Linked DNA regions of Mus musculus: region 2 is linked to region 1. The links are chromatin contacts, found by Hi-C or POLR2A ChIA-PET in ENCODE. All regions are on one chromosome and are shown on one strand. Each heading gives the region's core, a stretch centred on a gene start or an enhancer-like site at or near the end of the contact. The rest is flanking DNA. Distances are from core to core; before and after follow the strand shown. Region 1 holds the start of Chtf18 (CTF18, chromosome transmission fidelity factor 18). Region 2 holds the start of Rab40c (Rab40C, member RAS oncogene family).

Evidence for each region. A loop is a pair of places that touch in the nucleus more often than their neighbours do. ChIA-PET counts read pairs that join two places held with the same protein, here RNA polymerase II (POLR2A).
Region 2: a loop to region 1 is called in a map of T-helper 2 cell, with 4 times the contacts of the local background. The contact joins the promoter of Rab40c here to the promoter of Chtf18 in region 1. A Hi-C loop is called at or near these places in 1 of 37 maps with a recorded cell type or tissue (T-helper 2 cell). POLR2A ChIA-PET finds 5 or more read pairs at or near these places in 1 of 5 experiments (embryonic stem cell).

What each region holds. Positions count from the first base shown.
Region 1 is chr17:25,725,235-25,731,366 of GRCm38, reverse strand. It overlaps Chtf18 (CTF18, chromosome transmission fidelity factor 18), which reads left to right and starts at 3,952. Exons shown (of 22, transcript NM_145409.2): 1 at 3,952-4,120; 2 at 4,247-4,426; 3 at 4,519-4,666; 4 at 4,818-4,992; 5 at 5,395-5,487; 6 at 5,573-5,625; 7 at 5,733-5,871. The coding sequence starts at 4,030. It overlaps Rpusd1 (RNA pseudouridylate synthase domain containing 1), which reads right to left and starts at 3,650. Exons shown (of 6, transcript NM_028009.4): 1 at 3,520-3,650; 2 at 2,976-3,164; 3 at 2,721-2,844; 4 at 2,439-2,541; 5 at 2,198-2,299; 6 at 1-998. The coding sequence starts at 3,157. The coding sequence ends at 589.
Region 2 is chr17:25,916,530-25,922,661 of GRCm38, reverse strand. It overlaps Rab40c (Rab40C, member RAS oncogene family), which reads left to right and starts at 2,948. Exons shown (of 7, transcript NM_139154.2): 1 at 2,948-3,010; 2 at 3,113-3,297. The coding sequence starts at 3,156.

The DNA.
Region 1 (6,132 bases), core at 2,703-5,202:
TCCCAGGAGAGGACCCGAAGGCTGGCGCTGATAATCTATGGCTATGTGGAAGCCAGGCAGGTGGTGACATGTCAACGCTCCAGCTAGGAGCCCATAGAACAGAAGCGGCATCCATGGCAGGCTTAGAGGACTGGGCATGCATGGAGGATGCCTCTGTAGATGCCCCAACACACTCCCATGCATTGGGGCCAAGCGCTAGATGCAGGCAGAGGAGGTGAGGCCCTGGCAGAGTTCAGGAAAGGCAAAGGCACATGACAGTGGCGGGCAGCAAGAGACAGGTTGGGGGCTGCAGGTGACCCAAGTCCAGGTAGGCTAATGCCAGGATGGTCCTTCTCAGGCACTGTGGGGCCCTGGGGGATCCTCGTTCCTGGCCTTGCCCTTCCTGGCTAGGGGTTTGGGCAAGCCTGGGGCTAAAGAGGCAGAATGCTGTACCAGAAGGAAAACCTGAGCTTCCTCTGGAGAAATGCCGAGCGAGAGAAGACTTACCTACTGGGCATCTCTCCCACTGCCCGAAAACCCTGTCCTCAGCAATCATGGCTGCCTAGCTGCTGGATGGTGTGGTTCTCAACCCCCAAAGCCCAGAGGCCCTTAGTTGTCCGGCTCTAGTGTCCACTCTGATAGCCACTGCAGGCACGATGCTCTCTGTGCCTCAGTCTCAGGAGGGGGCCGACCTGGCCTGGGCTGTGGGGTGGAGGGGCTGCAGGGCCTTGGCCCTCCACTCATAGGGTCTGGGTCAGGGTCAGTCCTCAGGGCCTGGATGAGCTGTTCAAGGGGTTGAACACAGGTACTGGGACTCCAGCAGGCATCGAGGGCAGGCAGGAAGGGGTCAGGCGTACAGGCCTCCACGCGCTCTGCCTGTGTGGGGATGCGTAGGTAGAAGGCGTGCAGCATCATGCGGAAAGGTTGGTCCTCCTGGTCCTCAGCCTGGCCATAAGTCAGGTCACCCACGATAGGGTGGCCAAGGGCACTGCAGTGCACACGAAGCTGGTGTGTCCGGCCTATGGGATCAGGGACGGGAGGTCAGGCTGGGAGGAAAACCATTCTTTGTCACATCCCTTGCTCTTACAGTATCCAACAAGTTCTCTGGGTTGGCTGCGGAGTCTCCGGGCAGCCCCCCGGCTTGCTGCTGTGTGTTACAGTGTTGAGGAATAAACTCTCTTCTTTCTCCTTTTAAAGTTTTTTTAAAGTATATTTTAATTTTGAGTGTGTGTGTTGTGTTCCTACATGTGCCTGCTTGATGCTACACTGTTGAAGTAAATCAGAAGACAACTTTTTTTTTGAGACAGGGTATATATATATATATATACATATTTTTTTTTTTTCTTTTCTTTTCTGTGCAGCCTTGGCTGTCCTGGAACTCACTCTGTAGACCAGGCTGGCCTCAAACTAGCCCTGGCTGTCTTGGACCAGATGGGCCTCAAACTCACAGAGATCTGCCTGTTTCTGCCTCCCAAGTGCTGGGATTAAAGGCGTGCGCCACCATTTCACAATGCTCAGAAGACACCTTCTAAGATTCTCCTCTCTCCTTCCACCATGTTTGTCTGGGACTCCAACTCAGGCTGTCAGGCTTGGCAGAGAGCGCCTTCGTAGTTAAAAGATAGGTATGAACTTCTGATCTTCCTGCCTCTATCTCTAGGGTGCTACAAATGCTACCACACCTGCTTACCCAGTCTTCTTTTTTAAAGGATGGATCCCTTGCTAGTCGGTCATGGCACACGCCTGCCTTTAGTCCCTCTGGAGAGACAGAGGCAGAGGCAGGCAGAGTTCGAGGCCAGCCTGGTCTATAGAGTGAGTTCCAAGGCAGTCAAAGCTTCACAGAGAGAAAAGAAAGAAAGAAAAAAAGAAAGAAAGAAAAGTACGGTTCTCTTCTGATTAGCTGCTTTGCAGATCTGTGCTACTGCGAAGGAAGGGCAGGGCAGGGTGGGGCAGGCCCTTGGTATGGGATTCATTATATTTCTTGCTACAAATCAGACATTGGGACTCAGGTCAAGAGATTGGTCGGGGTGGGCCGTGAGGGCACAGTCAGGGAGACCCTTGATCTAGCCAGAGAGATCAGCTTGACAGCCAGGGTACATGCAAACACCAGCAAAGATCTTGCTATCGGCTCTGCCCGCACACCTAGTATAGACCCAGGCAGGCCACAATGCCTATACCTCGGGGTCCTTTCTTATATGATGAACTCCTGCCCTGGACATACCTGTAAGTGGCTTTAGCAGCACTTTGGACACAGGGTCACCAGCATATAGGCCGTGTTCCAGGACCAGCAGCTCTGTGAGGCTTGGCTTTGGGTTCTCACAACCTAGATGAAAACTAAAGTGTAAGGGCCCACTGGGCCAGCCCTAGAGCCTGAGCCAACTCCAATTTCCACCTGTCTGGCCGTTCCCATTCACGCAGGCTTTGGAGACATGCCCATGGCCCCCACAACAAACCACTATTACCATGAGTGCCCTCGATGCACATGGTATGCGTCCGCCCCTCCGTGCTATTCCTGCCAATGGCATAGTTGATCGTCACTTGGCTTTCCTGGACATGGCCTCGGACCTGTCGAGCAAGGACATCACATGCAGCTCACTGGGCCACACTGTCATCTCTGAGAGGAATGTGGCTGAGCTCTAGATAGGCACATAAGCCTGGCACGGAGCTTCAGTTGAGAGGCCTGCTGGAGTAGGCTGTGAGCCTTGGGTCTCCACACAGCATCCCAGGAACTGGCCAGGACTTACCAGTGCCAGGTAGGCTTTGGTGACTCGCCGTTCCTTGAAGCATTTATAAGCACTGCCCGCAGCTGCCTTATTCAGGGCTACGCACAGTGCCCCACTGGTGGAGAAGTCCAGCTGGTGGCAGAACCTGGGAACGGGCAGAAGAGCAGCAGTGGCTGGACCCTGTGGTGCTCTGGTTAGCACCTTTGTGGCAGAGTCCAGTGTCCCAGCATCCTTTGGAAGGATGCTGCAGTGGGGCTCTCCATGTTGGCTGTGTACCTGAACCCATAGCAGGTGTCAGGGTCAGCCAGCTCTGGGAAGTGGTGTCGGAGCTGCTTCTGTAGGGTCAGGGTCTCCCGCCAGGTCTTGCTATCAATGCGCAGGTCCCAGTGCTTGTTCACCACCAGGAAGTCGCTGCTCTGGTACACGATGGACAGATTTTCCATGCTGCCAGGCTCCATGGTGGGGCTGCACGCAGGTGGGAGTGAGCCTGGGGTAGGAGGGTGCCTGACCTGGTCTTCAAGTACTGTACACACTTACTGGGGCCAGAACCTGCTGGAACCCTTTATGTCTTCCACAAGGGCCCATGCCAGGGGTGTCAGCTCCGGAATGGGAGTCTGGCCAAGGTCAGGTGATTCTGACTTGCCATGGACTCAGGGTTAGGGAGCTCTCCCTGACTTGAAGTGGAATAAACAGCCTGGTTGTCCAGCTCACGCCTACACACTTCACGCTAGGTTATTGCCCAGGACCACCCAGGACTTCAAGCGCTCCCTAACTTGCCTCCCACCAGCCTGTGACCACAGGCAGACCCTTTAGGACTTACCTGCAACAGGGCCAAGGGACCAGGATGTCAATTCTCAGCTCTGCATCCAACCTCGCTTCCCTATACTAGGAACCAGGTCTTGGCCTGGCTGGCGCGCAGCTCCGCCTTTTCACCCTGCCCATTCCACTTTCCTAATGGATGGTCGTACTGGCCAATGGCATTCCGGGCCTGGAGCTCCGCCCACTGAAGAATGGTAAGGCCCTACCCGAATAGTCTGCGCACGCGCTTTTTTAGTCCCACCTATTTCCCCGCCTCCCCCACGGATTACTTACTGTACAGGCCAATAGAAAGCGTTCTTGATCCTCCACTCCAACCATTGAACTATTATTCCTCTCCTCCCGCCCTCTGGGAGTAAGACCCGCCCTTCCCCGCTGGCCAATGGCGGGCGCCTCTGGGAACGTCGGCTGTTGATTGGCGGTATTGGAGGCTCTCGGGGCGGGGTAGCGCGCGGTGGCGGCGGCGCGGGAAGTTCTGAGGGACTCTGAGCTGTGGGAGTTGTGGTCTGGCTCCATGGAAGACTACGAGGAAGATCTGTATGGTGTGGAGGATGATTTCCAAAACCAGTTCGCAGCTGAGCTCGAAGTGCTGGCTGAGCTGGAAGGTGGGCGCGGGTCCTGGGTCGTGGCTGCATCCTGCTGCAGCATGGAGAGCTGTGTGGATGGGATTGGTAACGGCTGGGAGTTCGCTTCTTAATGTGTGTTGCTGCTATCAACCTCTGTCTCAGCAGGAACACGGGACCAGGCTCCTCCTGGGACCCTCCAAACTCCAGCGAGCCGCCCTCCGCTAACCTTCGAAGAGGCCATCGCTGGTGGGGACACTGTCCCGCGTCCCTGCCCTGCAGGGTCGCCAGGAAATGTCAACCGCAATACTAGAAAGAATGTTCGTAGGGACCAGCCCGCGCCCTCCAGTATGTCCGATTGGGGACTGAGCACTTAAAGTCGGGGAATTCTGAGGATCAGTTTTCTATTCTTTCACCTCTTTCTGCCTCTGTCTCTGCAGGCCCCATGGTCAAACGACCCAGGTTGGACGTGGTGAAGAAGCTGAACTTTGAGCCAGATATGGAGGAGCTCTTATATCCAGATTCCCCTCCTGGGGACATTACCCCTCCACCGAGTCCAGAGGTCTTCCCTGAGATGTTGGATGCTGGGTGTGTTGCTTAAGGGCATGTAATTCTGACTTGGAAAGCTGCCTGTCCCTGCATGAGGCTCTGGAAGTGGATGTCTATGGGACGGCAAGAGGAGTGAGTGTGGGTCAAGCACCCCATTTGAGAGTGACAGGGAGCTGCTTGTCTCTCCTAGGTATTCAGATGCTAATGCTGACAAAGACCTCATGCAGACATTGCCAAGTCCCCGAAATCGCAATCCTGTCCTGAGACGGCCTCCTATCTTAGAAGATTATATCAATGTGACATCCACAAGTGGAGAACGGGCCTTTTTGGTGCTTCGGGCTGACCTCATAGGCCCTGGGGTGCAGGTGTGTGGCCATAGCATGGGGTTTGCCATGGTATTGGTTCTTTTATGTTGCCAATAGGCTCTCAGCAGGTTCTGAGGCCAGTTTCACCTATCTGAATTGCTAGAAACAGGCACGCCAGGTAGTCCAGTGTTGGAAACAGCAGTGCTACTTTTGAGGCTACGTGGCCTTAGAGTGCCGCCTTGTACCCCATATATTAGCTTTCTGTTTTTCTTTTCCTCTTCACCTTAAAGCTGACTTCCCTTGGACCAGGCCCATCTGAGGGCCATATCCATCCCCTCTCTAATTAGGAAAGGTCATTTCTGTCCCTCTGTCAGCCTTTTTTGGGGGGTGGGGAGAGAAGGGCACTGTGGATGCCTCCATGACCTGGGAGGGTTATAGAGATGATAAATCTGTCTTGCCCAGAACCCTCTTCTAGATGTCCACTGGCGAGGCTGTGGCCAACTGGACCTGCTGGGTGTCCCCTTCGCCTCCCTGAAGGAGCAAGTTGATAGCAAGGTAGGTTTAGTGGAGTGGGGAGTTTATGTGTTGAGTCTAGTGCTGGCTGGACTTGTCCTGACCTCAGCCTATCCTGTTTTTATAGAGACGGCAACAACTGCTGGAGGATGCCCAACAGCTTTCAGACACTCTACACAGGTGACTCACACATGTCCCACCCCAGGAACCCTTTTCAGTTTGGACATATCTGGTGGGCATGGTCACTGTGTTCCCTCTGTGGTGAATCAGGACTTGCTTCTCTTCAGCCTCAGGTCTGAAGGAGAGGAGGCTGTGCTTGAAGGGCCCCCTGCGGAGGAGCCAGCCCCTGGCCAGAACACCGCTCAGCACTGCCTCTGGGTGGATGAGTTTGCACCTCAGCATTACACGGAACTGCTCAGTGACGATGTGAGCTCCCATTCTCACTCACGGGTGACTGGCTTGCTGTATCAGCAAGGGGAAGAGTCAAGGGTCCAGTTGATGTTTGTGTTGGTGGGCCATTGGTTGCTAAGGATGATGTTGGGACTCTGAGTCAGCACAAAACCTTTTTACTGCTAGTTGACTGTGACCTGCTGTGGGCTTTGTTAGAGGTCTGGATGTCCTAGCCCAGTGGTTCTCAACCTTCTGAACGCTGTGGCCCTTTATACACTTTCTCTGTTGTGGTGACCG
Region 2 (6,132 bases), core at 1,699-4,198, 190 kb before region 1:
AGAGGGCATTGGATCCCCTGACCATGGAGTTGTATAGGTGGTCATGTGCTGTGGTACTGAGAGCCAAATTCCAATCCCGCCCAAGTACAGCAACCATTCCTAACTGCTGAGCCATCTATCCAGTACCTTCAGTAAACCTGGATTTGTCATGTAGCTCAAGTTGGTCTTGAACTCATGGCAATCCTCCTGCCCGAGTATTAGGACTATAGGCGTGTGTCACCCACCTAACCTGCTTAGGAGGAGGTCCTTGCCTTCCCAGCAGCCAGGAGAGCTGTCAGCTGTGGACACATCTGTGCTCAGCGGGCACCTCATCACTGGTGGCACACTGCCCAGACTTGTGTTCAGTGGTCATGTGAAGGAGCAGCACCGAGTCGGCACTGATGTTATCCTTTCTTGGCCTCCTGTCTCAACATCCCAAGCAGCTGGGCTTATAAACTTCTGCCATCACAGAGTTTTGGGGTTTTTGGTTTTGGTTTTTTTGTTTCATTTTGTTTTTGAGACAGGGTTCCTCTGTGTAACAAGCTCTGATTGACTGTCATTTTGTAAACCAGGTTGGTCTCAAACTCAGAGATTGGCCTGCCTCTGCTTTCCCAGTACTGGGATTTACATGCCCTGTCCAAATTCATTCTTGGGGCTGGAGAGATGGTTTAGTGGTTAAGAGCACTGACTGTTCTTCCGAAGGTCCTGAGCAACCTCCTGGTGGCTCACAACCATCTGTAATGGGATACGATGCCCTCTTCTGGTGTGTCTGAAGACAGCAACAGTGTACTTCCATATAATAAATAAAGTCCTTTAAAAAATTCATTCTTGTGCCAGTCTTCATACCTTTTTATGGGTAATACTTTTCACCATATCAACACACCTGCTTGCCATCTGTTTTCTAATGATATATGTGTCTCATTGTTTTGCCTGCATGTATGTAAGTGTGCCAAGAATGTGCCTGGTCCTGGAGAAGTTAGAAGTAGGCATCAGATCCCTGCCTGGAACTGGAGTCATGACTGTGAGCTAACAAGTTGGTGCTGGGAACTGAACCCTGATCCTCTACTAGAGCAACGAGTGCTCTGAACTTCTAAACCAACTCTTCATCCAATCCCTCATTTTATCAGTTTCTTATACTTGTTTTTAAATGTGCATTGGTGTTTTGCCTGCACATTTGTCTGTGTGAGGGTGTCAGATCTGGAACTAGTTACAGACAGTTGTGAGCTGCCATGTGTGAATTCAGTTGTGAGTTGCCATGTGTGAATTGAACCCGGGTCCTCTGCGTGCACACATGCACACACACATGCACACACACACACACACACACACACACACACTTTATCTATTATCTGACAATGTTCAGGAAGTTTGTGTAAAAACTGTTCCAAGGTACAGTATATGTGTGACTGCAGCATGTGGAGGTATGTGGAGGTCAGAGGATAACTTTCAGAAGTCATTGCAGCCTTTCCCCCTGTTAAAATGGGCTTACACCAGGCCAGGTAGCTCTTGAACTGCTGGACAAATTCTCCTATCTTTACTTCCTTTCTTTCTTATTATAGGAGCCGGAGCTAGATGGAGATTACAGATGGTCAGTCACCGGAGGGAGATCGAACTCATACTGTTAGGCTTACAGTGCAAGAGCGTTGGTCCCAATCTATGTTTACGGTTTTTTTTGTTTTTTGTTTGGTTTGGTTTGGTTTTGGGTTTTTGAGACAGGGTTTCTCTGTATAGCCCTGGCTGTCCTGGAACTCACCCTGTAGACCAGGCTGGCTTCGAACTCAGAAATTCGCCTGCCTCTGCCTTCCGAGTGCTGGAATTAAAGGCGAGCGCCACCACGCCCGGCTTATGTTTTACGTTTTAAATTTTTTGCTATTTATGTGACTTGTGAATGCACTCTTAACCAAGAACGCTGTCCGTGGCCCTCCAGCCTTGGAGCTGGCCGACCGAGTGTGCACATGCAATGCGTTGCCCATCCTGGAGTTCACCGGGCCAACGCTGCTCAGTCGCTGGTCCAAGCCCTCAGGATCCGCTTTGGGAAGGATGTCCCCCACAAGAGACAGCTCAGAGGTGGACTTCAGCCGCCATCCTTGTGCCAAAACACTCAGTAGCGGCCCCGCCCACTCCGCAGCCAGGAGGAAGTCCCACCCCTTGGAACAGCCCACAAGGGAGAGAGGCTTGCCCCTCCAGGGCGAACACTAAGTGGCTGTCCCCGCCCTGCCCTCAGGGAAGGCGAGCCCCACAGTGTACGACGAACTTTGTTACTTCCCTTCTGGGTCTCTGTGAGAGCGGCCGGCCAACGCAGCTTGATAGATAACCTGCCCCCTTCCAACACCCTCCTCCCGGGACTCAGCTGAAGCAGGAGTTATCTCTACCCTTCCGCTTGTCCACGAGGGGGGAAGGGTAGACTTGTGTAATGTTTGACTCTTGATTGGCCCGAATTAGGAAAGGGGTGGGCCTAGGAGGTTATGATCGATGTTAGATGGCACAAATGCCTTAGCAGTAGTAGCCAATGGTGATGACGAGGGGGCGGGAGGCCAGGATGTTGCAGGTCGGTGCCCGGCTACTATGGCTCTGAGGCATCCTGCAGGAAGCAGTAGGGGTTGGGATGGACATGCAAGAGCAACCAATGATTTCGGAAAATCAGTGGGAAGTAGCCAATGGTCACAGCGAGGAGGCGGGGAAAAACGCCAGCCTCAGCAACACTGTGTACGAAATAGCGGGGACGGGACTTCAGTGATAGACAAGCATGTAGACCAACAGAAGTGAGAAAGAGGGTGGCAGCGGGCCAGTAGCAGTGGCGAGTGGGCAGGGCGGGGCGACCGTGGGCTGGGCGGCACCTTGTGTGGGGCGACGTGGGGGCGGGGCGACCGTGACGGCCAGGCTGCCAGGCCAATGGCCCGGAGAGGGCCGGCGGAGGGTGGCCAATGGCGGCGGCGCATCCGGGGGCGGGGCTGCGGGGCTGCGCGGTGCCGTGCGGGAAGCGGCGGGTGGCGGCGGCGGCAGCGGCGGCGGCGGCGGCTAGGAGGCTGAGGTGAAGCTGGCGGCAGCGGGGCGGGTGCACTGGGGGCGGTGGCCAGCGGGCGGGAGCATCAGCGTCCTGACCGCACGGCCGCTCACCAGCCTTCGCCCGCAGGTCTGGCGGCGGTGCCGTGGGCCGCGGTGCGGCGGGCGGGAGGATGGGCACCCAGGGCAGTCCAGTGAAGAGCTACGATTACCTGCTCAAGTTCCTGCTGGTGGGCGACAGCGACGTGGGCAAAGGCGAGATCCTGGAGAGCCTTCAGGACGGCGCAGCTGAATCCCCGTACGCCTACAGCAACGGTAGGCCGGGGTTGGCTGTGGGCGCGCGAGGTGGGAGCGGCCTGTCGCGGGAGCGGGCGGCCTCTGCGCGTGTCGCTGCGGTATCCTCTGGCCCTGCCTTGAGGAGCCGTCGGCAAGCGGGCGCGGGTCCTGGTGGCTACTAAGAAGTCACAGCAGCAGGTCTTTGGAGTCCATTAGGGCCTGGAATGGGCCGCGCGGCAGATACCGCACGACGGGCCCGGTGCTCACCGCACTGCCGCCGGAGGGGTTTGCTCAGAGACACCGCACCCTGTGCAGGGAGAAAATAGGTCTGCTGCGATGTGATTTTTGTTAACTTCCGGGTGCATGGCAAAAAATACACAAGGTAGATTGCATCACTGGCACTTGCCTGAGCTTGCCTCTTAATTTAGATATTTAAGGTAAAATCGTAGCTAACAGTGGGTGGGATTGGATCACAGGGGCTGCTGACTCCGGAGGAATTAATGTGCAGTGGGCCTGTCATCTTATATCACTGGACTAATTCTACCTTCCTGGTCGCTTCCCGAGTCCCTTTTACTCTGCTTTTTTACTTCATTCTCTGGGGTCTTGTTAGCCCTGTCTTACTGCTCTGAGTACTGGCGGTCTGGTAAATAACAGCTGAGTGTGTAGGTAAGACATCTACCACTCTTAGCAGTTAGGACTTGTCAAGGGTGATGACTGCCAGGACATCAGTGGAGGACCCTTCCTTTTGAACAGTAGCGCTGGATCTTCTCTGTAAGTCCTCCCCAAGCACCTCTCAGCTTCAGTTCACAGCAGGCATCTTCAGCGCAGGAAAGGAAGAGTCATGGTTTTACTTTGCAGGGTATGTGAAAAGACCTCTGCACAGCCAGGCAGCCTTGACTGGTATTTAACTGGGCGTCCCAGGGTGACAGCCCTGCTCAGAAAGGCTTTGGGGGGTTACCTTTCCAATGGGGGAGTGTGGGAAGGGCTGGGCTTGGCTTCAGAAATGCTTAGTGTTAACTTGTGCTTTGGAGAGACTGCTTGTCCCTGCTCCACTCTTCCTTTCCCCATCAGCTTCAACCACATATCCACACAGCCTCCTGCTGGATCCTCTTTCCTCCTCTCCTCTGTCAACGGAGTCTTGCCAGATTTCCTATGACGTGCTACCCGAAGTGGGGCCACTAGCACATAAAGAGTACAGAGGTGTGAGACTTACCATGGGCACTGTTCACCCACCCAGTGCTTTCACGATGCACAAGCTGTACGGCCCGTGTGGGTCCAGCAGTGTGAAGCACAGAGGCAAACAGCCTCAACAGCATGGTTCTCATGCTGGGTTGACATGCATACAGCACAGATATCAGGCCTTTGGGTCAGAGCATTGGGCCTCCTCAGAGAAGAGATTAGCAGTGGTAAAGCAGCTGGTTCTGGAGTGTGCGCACAGTGTGTATTTACTGTTTGAAAGAGCTGGACTTCTCGTTCTCTAAGTAGATAAGCGCATGATTCCTTTCTCTCACCATTATTAAACATCCTCTGCATGTCAGCCAAGTGCTGGTGGTGTAGTCCTTTAGTCCCTGTGCTGGGGAGCAGAGGCAGGCAGACCTCTGAGTTGGAGGCCAGTCTGTTCTATAGAGCAAGTTCCATGACAGCCGTGACTACCCAGAGAAACCATGTCTGGAAAACAGAAAGAGAACGTTCATTTTCACTTTTAGGTTTTTTTCAAGGTCCAGGGCTCCTCTGAGCAGGGTAGTCCCCACCTGGGAAGGAGTCTGCTGCTCCATATTGGCCCCTGATCTCCTTCTTGATCCCAGCTGGGTTATTTACCTGTCTCAACGTCTGGTCTAGCTTGTTCCTTGGGTGTGAACATCGCTCTCTCTGACTTTACAAACATGTGAGTCATCAAAACGACTTTTTTTTTTCTTTGATTAGCACTGACACCTGAAACAGTGACAGTACTGTGGCCACATGCCCAGCGTCTGCAGGAGTCCTCTGGTCTGGTGCTTTAAATACTTGTGGTTAGGGTCTCTGTGGAGTTAGAAACATCAGGGCATTGAAGACACAACAGTGATTGTGCCCAGCAGCAGTGATCTCCTCTCTGGATGGAACAGGACATTTTCAGAGAGCTTCATCTGGGCATGCATGGTGGAATTATGCTCCAGAGAAAAGGCGTTGTGGAGTCTCAGCTGTGGGAGAGGACAGGGCGGGGTGTGGCGGGGGTGGGGAACAGCCTTTACACACAAGCATAAAACAAATAAATTTGCCTCTGGTTCTGATATGTGGCATTGGGATGATAGGTCCCTGTTGGCCTCAAGCCAGCCAACTGGGTAGTTACCCTTGAACCCAGGAAACATTATTACTACAGCACACAAGACTGTCCTTGTTTGTGATATGGGCATTGTAAGACAGTTATATCTCGTCCTAGCTCATACAAAGACTCCTAAGTGTTGGATCCTTCAGGAAAATCCATTGTGGTTTATATGCTCATGGCCTGTTAATGGGTCCATGGGTGCTCCTTCATTTCTCTGTTCCTTTGGGAGTTAGTGTTTATGAAGGAAGCTGTGGAGTGATGCTGACGATGGGCATTGCCGAGAATGTTGGGATTTGATGGTTACAGAGATGTCTGTGGCATCAGATGATGCATTCACCTGAGAGAGTGAGGATAATGTGCCTGTGTCCCAGCATGCTGTGAAGACCCTGCTACAGGCAGGGCTGTGGTGTCAGATTAGTGACCCACTGGTCAACACCATTTATGGGAATCTTACTCCATGCTGCCTCTCATTGGGGTTGAATTCCATTTCTCTAAGTGACAGAGTCAGGGGGAGTTTTTTATTTTTATTTTTTTATTTATGTTTTGGCTTTTTGAGACAGGGTTTCTCTGTG